Regions from separate parts of the Homo sapiens genome. Here region 2 is linked to region 1. Evidence: read pairs that join two places in POLR2A ChIA-PET (ENCODE). Cell type or tissue: PC-3. All regions are shown on one strand. Each heading gives the region's core, and the rest is flanking DNA. Links, peaks and the distances in the headings are about the cores only.

Region 1 (4,000 bases), core at 1-4,000:
GTTAGTGGGCTCAGGAGGTCTCCTGGAGAAAGGGACTTTTGAGCTAACATTTAAAGAACAAACAAGCACAAACAAAGGGAAAGGTAGAGGCCAAGAATAGCAAGTGCAAAGGCCCTGAGGTAGGACAGGCCTCAGCATGACCAAGGAATAGCAAGAAGACAGCAGAGTGACCAAGAGGGAAAGGAGGAGATGAGGCAGATAGGTCAGCTGGAGCCAGGCCTGCAGGGTGCTGGAGGATTGAAGCAGCAGCAGGAAGCCCTCAAAGACTCCATCAAAGGATGACAGGTTCTAATTTGCATTTTAAAAAGATCCATGTGGCTGCTGCCTGGAGAGTGAGTGGGGCAGGGCAAAGCAAAATGAGTTTGGAGGGGGAGATGGGGTCATGTGTGGGGCCCCCAGGAGAGCTGCTCAGGGAGCACACACAGGGGTGCGCAGGTCAGTGGCGGGGGCAGGGTAAAGTCTCAGCTGAGCCTGTGCCCGTTGCAGAGCTGTACCTGTCCAGAAGAGCGCCTTTCACTCATCTCCTCTAATTCCCAAAAAGGCTCTGCAGGGCCCTGGCCTTGTAAACCACATTAAGTAGCCTGCATGTGATTCTCCAAACATCAAGAGTACCTCCCCACCCTGTCCTGAGCCAGCCTGGGGTGCTGAGGCCCAGCGCACAGACCAGTCCTCAGCTACCTCCCCAACTCCAGGCTGCTCACGACTCCTAAGACAGCCCTGACCAAGGCTGGGAACTACTTGGGCTGTGTGGGGACAAAAGCGGTAGGGGCCAGAGACATTTCAGGCCTTGTCCATCGCCTGCTGAGGCCTGGGATGCCACACTGGACCGCGGGTGCTGAGGGATCCCATTTCAAAGTCCCGACCCTGAGCTGACTGCCAGGTGCTGGAGGCTCAGTCAGCTGCCCAGCCATCCAGGAAGGGAGGAAGCCAAGTCACTGATGGCCTATCCATTGGCAATGAAATGAACCAGGCAAGAAGGGAATAGAGGGCCTCAGCACCGAGAGGCTGGCCTCACTGCAGGCCTCACCCCACAGCAGTGGAAATCCCTCTTGCTCCTCACCACTGAGTACCCACTCCGGAGACACCAAGTCTTCCAATGGGGTCCCCCAGGCAGAGGGAGGAGGAGCCCTGATTCGGGAACGCAGAGGTGGAGGCCAAGCACAGACCTCACCATTACCTGGGGGACCTTGGGAATCCTACATCTCCTCTCTGAGCCTCAGGCTCCCTGTCAGCACATTTGCTCCTGTGGCTGGGTTAGAAACAACAAGCTTGACTGTCAGATCTTGGCTCTATGACTTACCACAGGTTGAGCATCTCTAATCTGAAAATCCAAAATGCTCCAAAATCCAAAACTTTTTGAGCACCAATGTGACCTCTAAAGGTCATGCTCAAAGGAAATGCTTATTGCAGCATTCTGGATTTCAGATTTTCAGACTAGGGATGCTCAACTGGTAAGTAGAATGCAAGCATTCCAAAATCTGAGACACTTACGGTCCCCAGCATTTCAGACAAGGGACACTCAACCTGTAGCTATGTCATTCGGGACAAGCCATTTAACTTTTTGAACCTCAGGTCCTTATCTGAAAATAAAGTGCCTACTTCACAGGATAGCTGTGAGAATTAGCCATGAAATGCCTGCAAAGCACCGAGCTCAGTGACTGGGACACAGTAAGTGCTCAATGAAAGAGGTCAGGTACTCCTTGCCAGACCCCTGCCAGGGTGTGTTTAGCCCCAGGTCACCTGGAATTTCAAGGTTGAGGCACGACAGTGCCAGGAAGTAGGGATCCAGATGAGGATGACCCTATTCCCACCACCCTCCAGGATCTCACAGGGGCACACATTGGTCAGGGCCACAAGACGGACACAGTGCTACCACTGCTGTTTACTGAACCTGGAGATGACAAAGCACGATAGCTACCATCTATTGAGTGGCTCCGGTACCAGGCAATGGGCTCAGTGCTCCCCACCCACTGTCTTGTTTTCAACACAGACCAGTGAGGCAGCAGCTGTAATTAGCCCCACTTTGCAGATGAGTTGAGCATTTTACCCAAGTCACTCTGTTTCTAAATGACAGAGAGATTTGAACCTGTCTGGACTTTTAAGTCCCTGCTCTCACACTGCCCTGGGAATCCAGCATCAGTGGGAACTGGAAAATGAGTTTTCAGATCCCTGGAGCCCACAGACAATCCCCACTTGGCAAGCCCAGCACACAGCGGGGAAGTTGGTCTTGCAGAAAGAGTGGAAAGATGTGCCTTGACCACCAGAGGGCATGCATTTGAGCAGAAAATCACAGGCCTCTGCTCAAAACCAAGGATAGTCTTGTCCTAGGCAACAGGGTAGGAAGAGCACCAAGTCCTGGAATTACCACTGGCCCCACGATGAGACTCTGAACATGCCCGCACCCCTCCCTAGGCCTCCTGTTTACCTTCTGCAGAGCAAGGAATTGGGGCCAGACAGCGCCCAAGCTCCATTGTACCAATTACGCCCAATGGCCACAGCCCACCGCCTGGTCCCCAAAGACTGTGGGAGCTCTGTGCACTGGGTGTGGCCTCTGATGTCACTTCTCCTGAATAAGTGGTATGTGAGGCTCCTGGACTCATCACATCGTGGTTAAGACTAAGGCCTCTGGGGCCGGACTGCTTGAGTTCAAATCCCAGACCTATACTCATCAGAGGCGTAGGCTTGGACACATTGCTTATCCTCCTTTGCCTCAGTTTCCTCCTATCTTAAATCAGGCTGCTAGCCACCTGCCTTCGTGTGAAGTGCGTGAATCTGCACAACGCATGTAGACGGTGCATGGCACTGAGTGAGCACTCAATAAACGTCAGCCTCTTGACGCTTTTCAGGCCTGGGACTCTGAATAGAACTTAACGAAGTTCATGGCAGGAAAGGGTACAGAGTCCAAGAGAAAAGAGACAACCAGACAATGGAGATAATCTGACTTGATGTCATTGTAAAGCCATAAACCAGGCCAGCGTTCCCCTGAGGGTGCTCTGTAAAAGAAAGGGTTTTGTGATCAAGCCAGTTGAGAACAAATCTCACTGGTTGCTCTACTGCAGGACTTCTAAGGGCCTTCAAATTCTTGGCTCACAATACCTTTCAGTGGCAGAGCTTCCTGCTGTATTAGGGTGTGAAAGAACACGCCATGAGAAGCCCTCCAGGAGACAGGGCCCAGTGCGCAAGTGCACCAGGAAGGCCTGGCACAAACGGGCACCCAGCAGCGGACACAGGCCACTTCTGACCCATCTCCCGCTCCTCCTCTCCTGGCTCACACCAAGCAAGAGGCTGCTTTAGGACTCGTGCACTTAACGTCCCTTCTTCCTGGAAGACTCTTTGCACAGAAAGCCACATGGCTCCTCCCCTCATTTATTTCAGGTCACTTTATCAAAGACGACTTTCCTAAAATAATGTCAAGCTCCCACCCCCACTACCCTCTGTGTCCTTTCCCTGCTTTGTTTCTTTTTGTACTGATCACACCTGCCCCATCCTGTGTTTATTTGCTCACTGCCTGTCACCCACCCACTCCCAAAGCACTGAAATGCCAGCTCCATGACAGCAGGGACTTTGTCCACTTCGATCACCGCTAGCACAGGACCACAAACACTGTGAGTGCTCAGTAAATATTTGTTGAATGAAGGAACAAATTCCCTGCCACCTCCAAAGCATCCAACTAAGAGTCCCAGCTAGTGTCTGCTTTCATCTTGCAGGTCAGACTTCTCTGACCACAGCCTCTGGATCCCCCGCCCACCATTCCCAACCTCCCCCCGCCAAGGACAGATTCTCTGGGACACCCTTCCTGCAAGGACCCCAATCCCGGCGGTCATTCTGGAAGCCCCATAAAGCCCAGAGCAGCTCCCCATCTGCCAGTGGGATTTCATTCTCCTCTTTCTCCTCATGCAAAATGGCTCTGGGTCAGGAGGTATATTAACGCCATACTCCACCACCACCAAGAGGGAAGAGCATGGGATAGAGAGCCCAAACTGTCTATGTCTAGGTTCAA
Region 2 (5,988 bases), core at 1,042-5,041, 570 kb before region 1:
TGTGACCTCAGACCAGCCATTGCCCTCACTGGGCCTCAGTTACTCCAACTTTATAGTGGGGGGTTGGATCCAACAATTTTGAAGAGCTCTCTCTTAATCTCTGACATAATGAGTCTGAAACAAAGAAAAGTTACCTTACCGTGTCTTTACTTCCTTTCTTCTGGGCTGTGAACTCAAGTGCCTTGAGGGCCAGCTAAGAGCTTTTTGGGATATTTGTCTAACTTAATTGAACTGTTACTGAAAGATAAATTAACAAAATGGTTCAGAGTTTTGGATTAAGACCTTTGTAACTAACTGACCGTCAGCACAGGAGCTTCGGTTTCCTTCTCTGTAAAACAGGGCTCCTCATTCCAATTCCACCTATCCTGTAGCCTTGTGGGAATAAAAGGAGGCACCACGTGGAGGTGCTTGGCAGGGTGCGTGCCTGGCTCGGAGTCAGTCTCACTACCTGCCCCGAACCAGGCTCAGTTGTAGGGGCTGAAAGGTGGAGCCCATGATGCTTTATGGCTTTGATTTCATGAAGTCCGTCAGCTGCAGATCACAAAGGCATTTGAACCCAAAAAGAAAAGTGCCTTAAAATATATACTGAGGGAAATGGGCTTGGGGCAGAAAGGAAAGAAGAGTGGAATCAGGGAATAGAAGTGAGGAGAGCCCATGGAGCTGAGGGGAACACAGAAGAGGAGGCCTAGAAACCAGGAATGAGGACAGCTAAAATCGGGCAGTAGCTGTCTGATGCCTCCCTAATGCCTCAGCATGCATTTTCCACATAATTTTCAGTTAAGGTAGTTGCATTCTGGTACTGGTCGGTAGCAGGAAGGAAACCCTAAGAGTTTGTGAGGTGAGGTAGACAAGATGAGAAGTGACAGTTTGTCTCCAATTAAGGAGGACTTTAAATGTCAGGATTTTCTCTGATAACCTAGGGGAAGCCTTTGGAGTTCTTGAGTGGGGAAGGTGTGCGTCTAGCTATGCTCTGAGGACAAATGTAGGAAGGCAGGGTGCCATTCGGGAGCCTTTTGCAACGGTCCTACTAAGAGCTCGGTGCCAGCTGAACAAACCACATTTTTTTCTTGGAGTTTTAGCAGAGGAGGAGAGTAGCCACTGTTCTGAACCAGAGCACCCCATTCATGCATGCATGCAGTTTACACTTAATGAGTGGCTCCTATGTTCCATGCCACGTGCTAGGTGCAAAACATACAAACCAATGTGGTTCTGGTGCTTAAGGAGCTTCCACTGAGTGTCCCTCCTGCTCAGCTCTCTCCAAAATGACACTGGAGATTGCTTCTGTGGCCAAAGTTTAATCGGGAGAAGCGATGGGGGCTAATTTAAAACTAAAAGGAAAGAGAAAGCAGAAGCCCAAACCGCTGCTGTCTCAAAGTGGGAGAAAGGGAGGCTGGCTGTGATGTTCTAAGGGTAGAAGGGGCCCTCAGAAATTCTCACCTCCCTCCCTCACTTGCAGATGAAACAACTGTCACTTCCACAGAGAGGAAGCAACTGGCCCAGGGTACATAGCAAGCTAGCAGCAGACAGAACTGGAATTGCCATCCCGGCCAGGGCCGGTGCTTTTAGAAGCACCCTGTGTTTTCTCCTTTTGTCGTCACCTGTGGAGGTGGGCTTCAATACTCTCTAGCTCCTCACTGCTCCCCCTCCTGCCTTGAGCCTTGCATTTTCCCTTTAGGGCAAACTGTTACAAGCTCTGAACTGGGATGGGCCAATCTTGGTCTTTGGGGCCACTAGGAAATACCCGAAGGAAGTTGCCCATTGGGAGGGGGGGTGCCCTTTTAACCTGAGCAGAGAGCAGCTATTTAGGAATTGCCACTCAACCTCCTGCCCGTGGCGGTGGTGTGGGAACCGCTGGCTGTTTAAAGTTTCCCTATGGCCAGGTGCCGTGGCCCGTGCCTGTAACCCCAGCACTTTGGGAGGCCAAAGTGGGCAGATCGCTTGAGCCCAGTTCAAGACCAGCCTGTGTGTAGCAAAACCCCGTCTCTACAAAAAATAGGAAAAAAAAATGCTGGAGGTAGTGGTGTATGCCTGCAGTCTCGAGAGGCTGAGGTGGGAGGATCGCTTGAGCCCAGGTTGCGGAGGTTGCAGTGAGCCATGATCGTGACATTGCACTCCAGCCTGGACTACCAAGGGACACTGTGTCTCAAAAAAAAAAAAGAAATCCCCCTATATTCATGGTGCCCCAGCACAGCTGCAAGCAATAAGTCGCCACCAGAATAATCCCACTTGAGAAGCTTTGCCTCCATGGCCGTTACTTCCTTTGCAGTATTATAGGGGTGATCACCCTCTTTTTACCAATGAGGAAACTTGGGCTCCAAGTGGTGAAACATACTGCCTGAAGACATAGACAGTACATCATGGATTGACTCACTGGAAATGGTCTTAGAGATGGCCCCAACCAACCCTCTCGTTTCACAGGTTTGGTAACTGAGGCCCAGAGACAGGATTGTGACCATTGTATTAGTAAGTGCCAGATCTGAGGCTAGAACGCAGCTGTCCTGATTCCAGGCTCTGCTCTCTCTGCTGACACTTCCTCCTTTACCTATTGATGAGGAAGCCAGACTGAGCTGAGCATGGGAGGGAGAAGGGTCGGGTTGCCCAACCTGAATTTCGGAACCCAGAAGCGGTAAAACAGCGCTCTAACATGCCTCTTCATTCCCCACCAGAACCTGGGTTTCCTACAGATTTCCCCACTTTAGGGTTGGAGTGAGGCAAGTGGGAAATTGTAGTTACATAACTGAGCCCTCTGCTCAGTGGTTAAGTCTGTGGAGGCAGGCAGGCCTGGGTTCAAATCCCATCCACCACTATTAGTAGAAGTAAATAAGTAACTTGACCTGTCTGTACTGGCAATGCATGTTTATTTCTGAGCACACTGTCTAGAACATACGAAGGACTCAGTATATCAGCTCTTTATTATCAATAATAGGCAGGATTCTATTTTAGAGAAGAGTAATCAGGGTCAGAGGGGGGAGTCTGATGCTCTACACTATGCCTGCTACACAGAGAGCTAAGTGGGGAAAGATTATTAGAAAAATCTCAACCAGACCAGGCTCAGTGGCTACACCTATAATCCCAGCACTTTGGGAGGCCGAGGTGGGTGGATCACCTGAGGTCAAGAGTTCAAGACCCGCCTGGCCAACATGGTGAAACCCCATCTCTACTAAAAATACAAAAAAAAAATTTAGCCGAGTTGCGGTGGCGGGCACCTGTAATCACAGCTACTTGGGATGCCGAGGCAGGAGAATCACTTGAACCCAGGAGGCGGTGGTTACGGTGAGCCAAGATCACACCACTGCACTGCAGCCTGATTGACAAGAGCAAAACTGTCTTAAAACAAAAAAAGAAAGAAAAAGAAAAATCTCAACCAAGCAAGGGACACTGAGTGCAGAAGCGATGAATTAACCACAGGGAGGACTAACAAAGGCTCCTTGGAGAACGGGACACTTGAGAGCACCTCAGCAGATGGTTAGAGAAGCTCTTACATTAGAAACTACTGAAGGAGGGAGGGGTGTCCAGGCAGAGGCAATGGCTGAAGCAAAGGCGCAGAGCTGGGAAAGGAGAGGTGTGTGGGAGTGCTGGGGCCCGTCACCCGCTGTGCGAGGACGCCCTCTGGGAAGGTCACTGAGTCCAGGCTGAAGAGTATGGACTTTATCCTCCAGGCACTGGCTAGCCCCTGAATGTGCTAGGGAGGGAGATTATATGATTAGAGATGTCCTTTAGAAAAGATATCCCCAGGGACCAGCATGGAGGAGACAGGACCAGCAGCTGGGGTCCCTAGGTGTCGGGGGGATGAGGACACAAGCCAGCACAGAGGATGCAGAGATGGAGAAAAGAGAAGGACACTGGGGAGCGAGAAAACAGGGAAAAGGGCCCTAAAGTGCCATGGGGAGTGAGCGGGGAGGAAGCAGATGTGAAGCCAAGTTCCATTCCCTAAGAACTCAGAGAAGGACATGAGGACAGAGGTCCCTGATGTAGGCTGTCCCACTGCCCTCCTCTCAGCTAGGTAAGGACTGACAAAACCCTAAACAAGAGCTGTCTGGGAATGTCCCCCCACCACACAAACAGGCCCAGCTGTTAAAATTTCCAGAACATGCATTTCCTTCTGTGGGATGGCCCCACCCCTTCCTCCCAACTACCACCATCTGCCTGTTGTGCTGCCAGCTGCAGGCAGAACCCCTCCCTGGCCGTCTTGAAGGCCATGGACCTTGACCTGGGAGGGCCTGAAAGGAAAGTAGGGAGGGTGGGGAACTGACATTTCCTTCCCCCACTTTCCCATGTGCCTGCTATCCACTCAAGGCCCGTAAATACTGCTTGTCACACAGAATTACAGTCACTGCCAGCCATACCCACAGAGCACACAGTAGAATGAGAAACACATTGCTGGTAATACAAAGGAGTGTAAGGTATTCTGCTGGTAACACATACAGAGACACACATTGTTGACCATACAGAGAAAATAATTTTTTTTTAGTTTGCTGATAACAACCAAAAATACAGACATTATGTGTGTGTGTGTGTGTGTGTGTGTGTTGCTGTGCACGTGGGAAACACCTCGCATATGTATCCTAACTTGTTCTTCACACACACTGGGGCATGTGCACACTCACACTTTTCTTAGTGCATAGCCTTAGTGTGCCCCACACACCTCCAGAAATCAGGAGTCTGCTTGTTGTTGTGTAAGCCCATCAGAGGAGGACAACCAACCAGGCTGTGTGGAGGGCAGACTTCGAGCCCAACAGCCCTGACTTGAACTCTGATCCTACTTGGCATCCTATTCTGGGAGACAAGACTAGCTCCTTGGAGAACCAGGCAGTAAATGAGATCAAGCCTTGGAAAACGAGTGAAGTCCCCGGGGAAGGCTTTCTGGATACGGTGAGGCGCACAGCGAGTGAAATTTAAAGAGGTAGCAGAGAAAAATTGATTCTCCTTCAAAAGTATGGATCCCATTCTGTTCACTTTTCCAGGAGCATTCTAGAAACTGGTGGTGAAGGGGTTAACTGTGCCAGCTACCACATCCCTTGCCCCCACAGGGCTTTGAAAAACCAGAGTGCTGGGATTTGCCCAAGGTGAGTCAGGGTCACTACCTTCCTGCTGCCTTTGGCCGTTCCCAGGATAAAACTCCCCTGGTTGAGTGAGATGGAAACCTAAAATGAAACCTTGCTAGAGTCCCGGACTCAAGCCTCATTACTGTCACCTTTGTCAGCAGCCGCAGCGCCAAATCTATCGTCACCATCATCACTTCTCCCTGAGGCCTGGTATCCCGTTGGGGTAGGAATGTGCTGATTTTGCTTGGGCAACGCACCCTCTCACTGGGCCTCAGACTCAATTTTCCTACATTGGAGGATACTTTAGAGGCAAAATGAGATTAATTTCATGAGGAGCCTAGCACAGTGCCTGGTACCCTGGGAATGTTCAGGTCCTATTACCTGCCCTTCTGTCTTTCCCAGTGTCCTCTCCTCTTTTCTCTCTCCCATCCCAGGGTCCAGGTTAATTGCAGTGCAATATTTGCATAGACGTGAGACCTCACCCGGGGAAATTCCCCCTGGTGACCAACCAGGTTTCCTTTCTGAGGTCAGGCCACATCATCAGACACTGCTCCTTCCTCTCCGGCTTGCCACTGCCACCGCTGGCTTTCGCCCCTGTCATCTGGTGGGTTTAGATCCTGGCACACAGATTTAGGCTCATCCTTTGACCTTGGGCACTGTCCAGAGGGTGGGGATGTGGAGGCTGGGCTAGGGACCCAGAGCAAAACAGTGAGGGGATAGATATTCAGGGAGAAGAGGAAAGGGCAGCAGGTAGGTGGTGGATAGGAAGCCTGGATTGCAATTTGAACTCATCAGTAACTCCCTGGCTGCCCCTGGGCACAAGCCTTCCCTTCTCTGAACCTTAGTTTCCCCTTCTATCCAGTGAGAAGATTGGTCAAGATAATCTCTAAGCTTTGTTCCAGATCTGATAGACTAAGAAGCCACTTCCTTTGCTTCCACTTCC

Evidence for each region. ChIA-PET counts read pairs that join two places held together with the same protein. Peaks named below come from ENCODE experiments on the same cell type or tissue, not always from the same donor. Only the 100,000 strongest peaks of a DNase experiment are listed, where the experiment ranks them.
Region 2: POLR2A ChIA-PET joins it to region 1 with 5 read pairs; 1 of 35 experiments calls an interaction of 5 or more read pairs at or near these places.

Annotation. Positions count from the first base shown.
Region 1 is chr5:150,522,206-150,526,205 of GRCh38, reverse strand. The region is part of intron 2 of NDST1 (N-deacetylase and N-sulfotransferase 1); the gene reads right to left. Among named protein-coding and RNA genes, the nearest start is that of NDST1, 16 kb to the right of the region's middle. RefSeq lists enhancers at 1-669, 2,826-3,703. In PC-3, for the core only: a CTCF peak has its summit at 2,239 (motif pointing right); a DNase peak (open chromatin) is centred at 2,275.
Region 2 is chr5:151,093,789-151,099,776 of GRCh38, reverse strand. No RefSeq gene overlaps it. Among named protein-coding and RNA genes, the nearest start is that of TNIP1, 16 kb to the right of the region's middle. RefSeq lists enhancers at 1,022-1,071, 1,262-1,371, 4,539-5,738, 5,373-5,782. In PC-3, for the core only: no CTCF peak of the experiment used is centred there; no DNase peak of the experiment used is centred there; H3K27ac peaks cover 1,370 bases.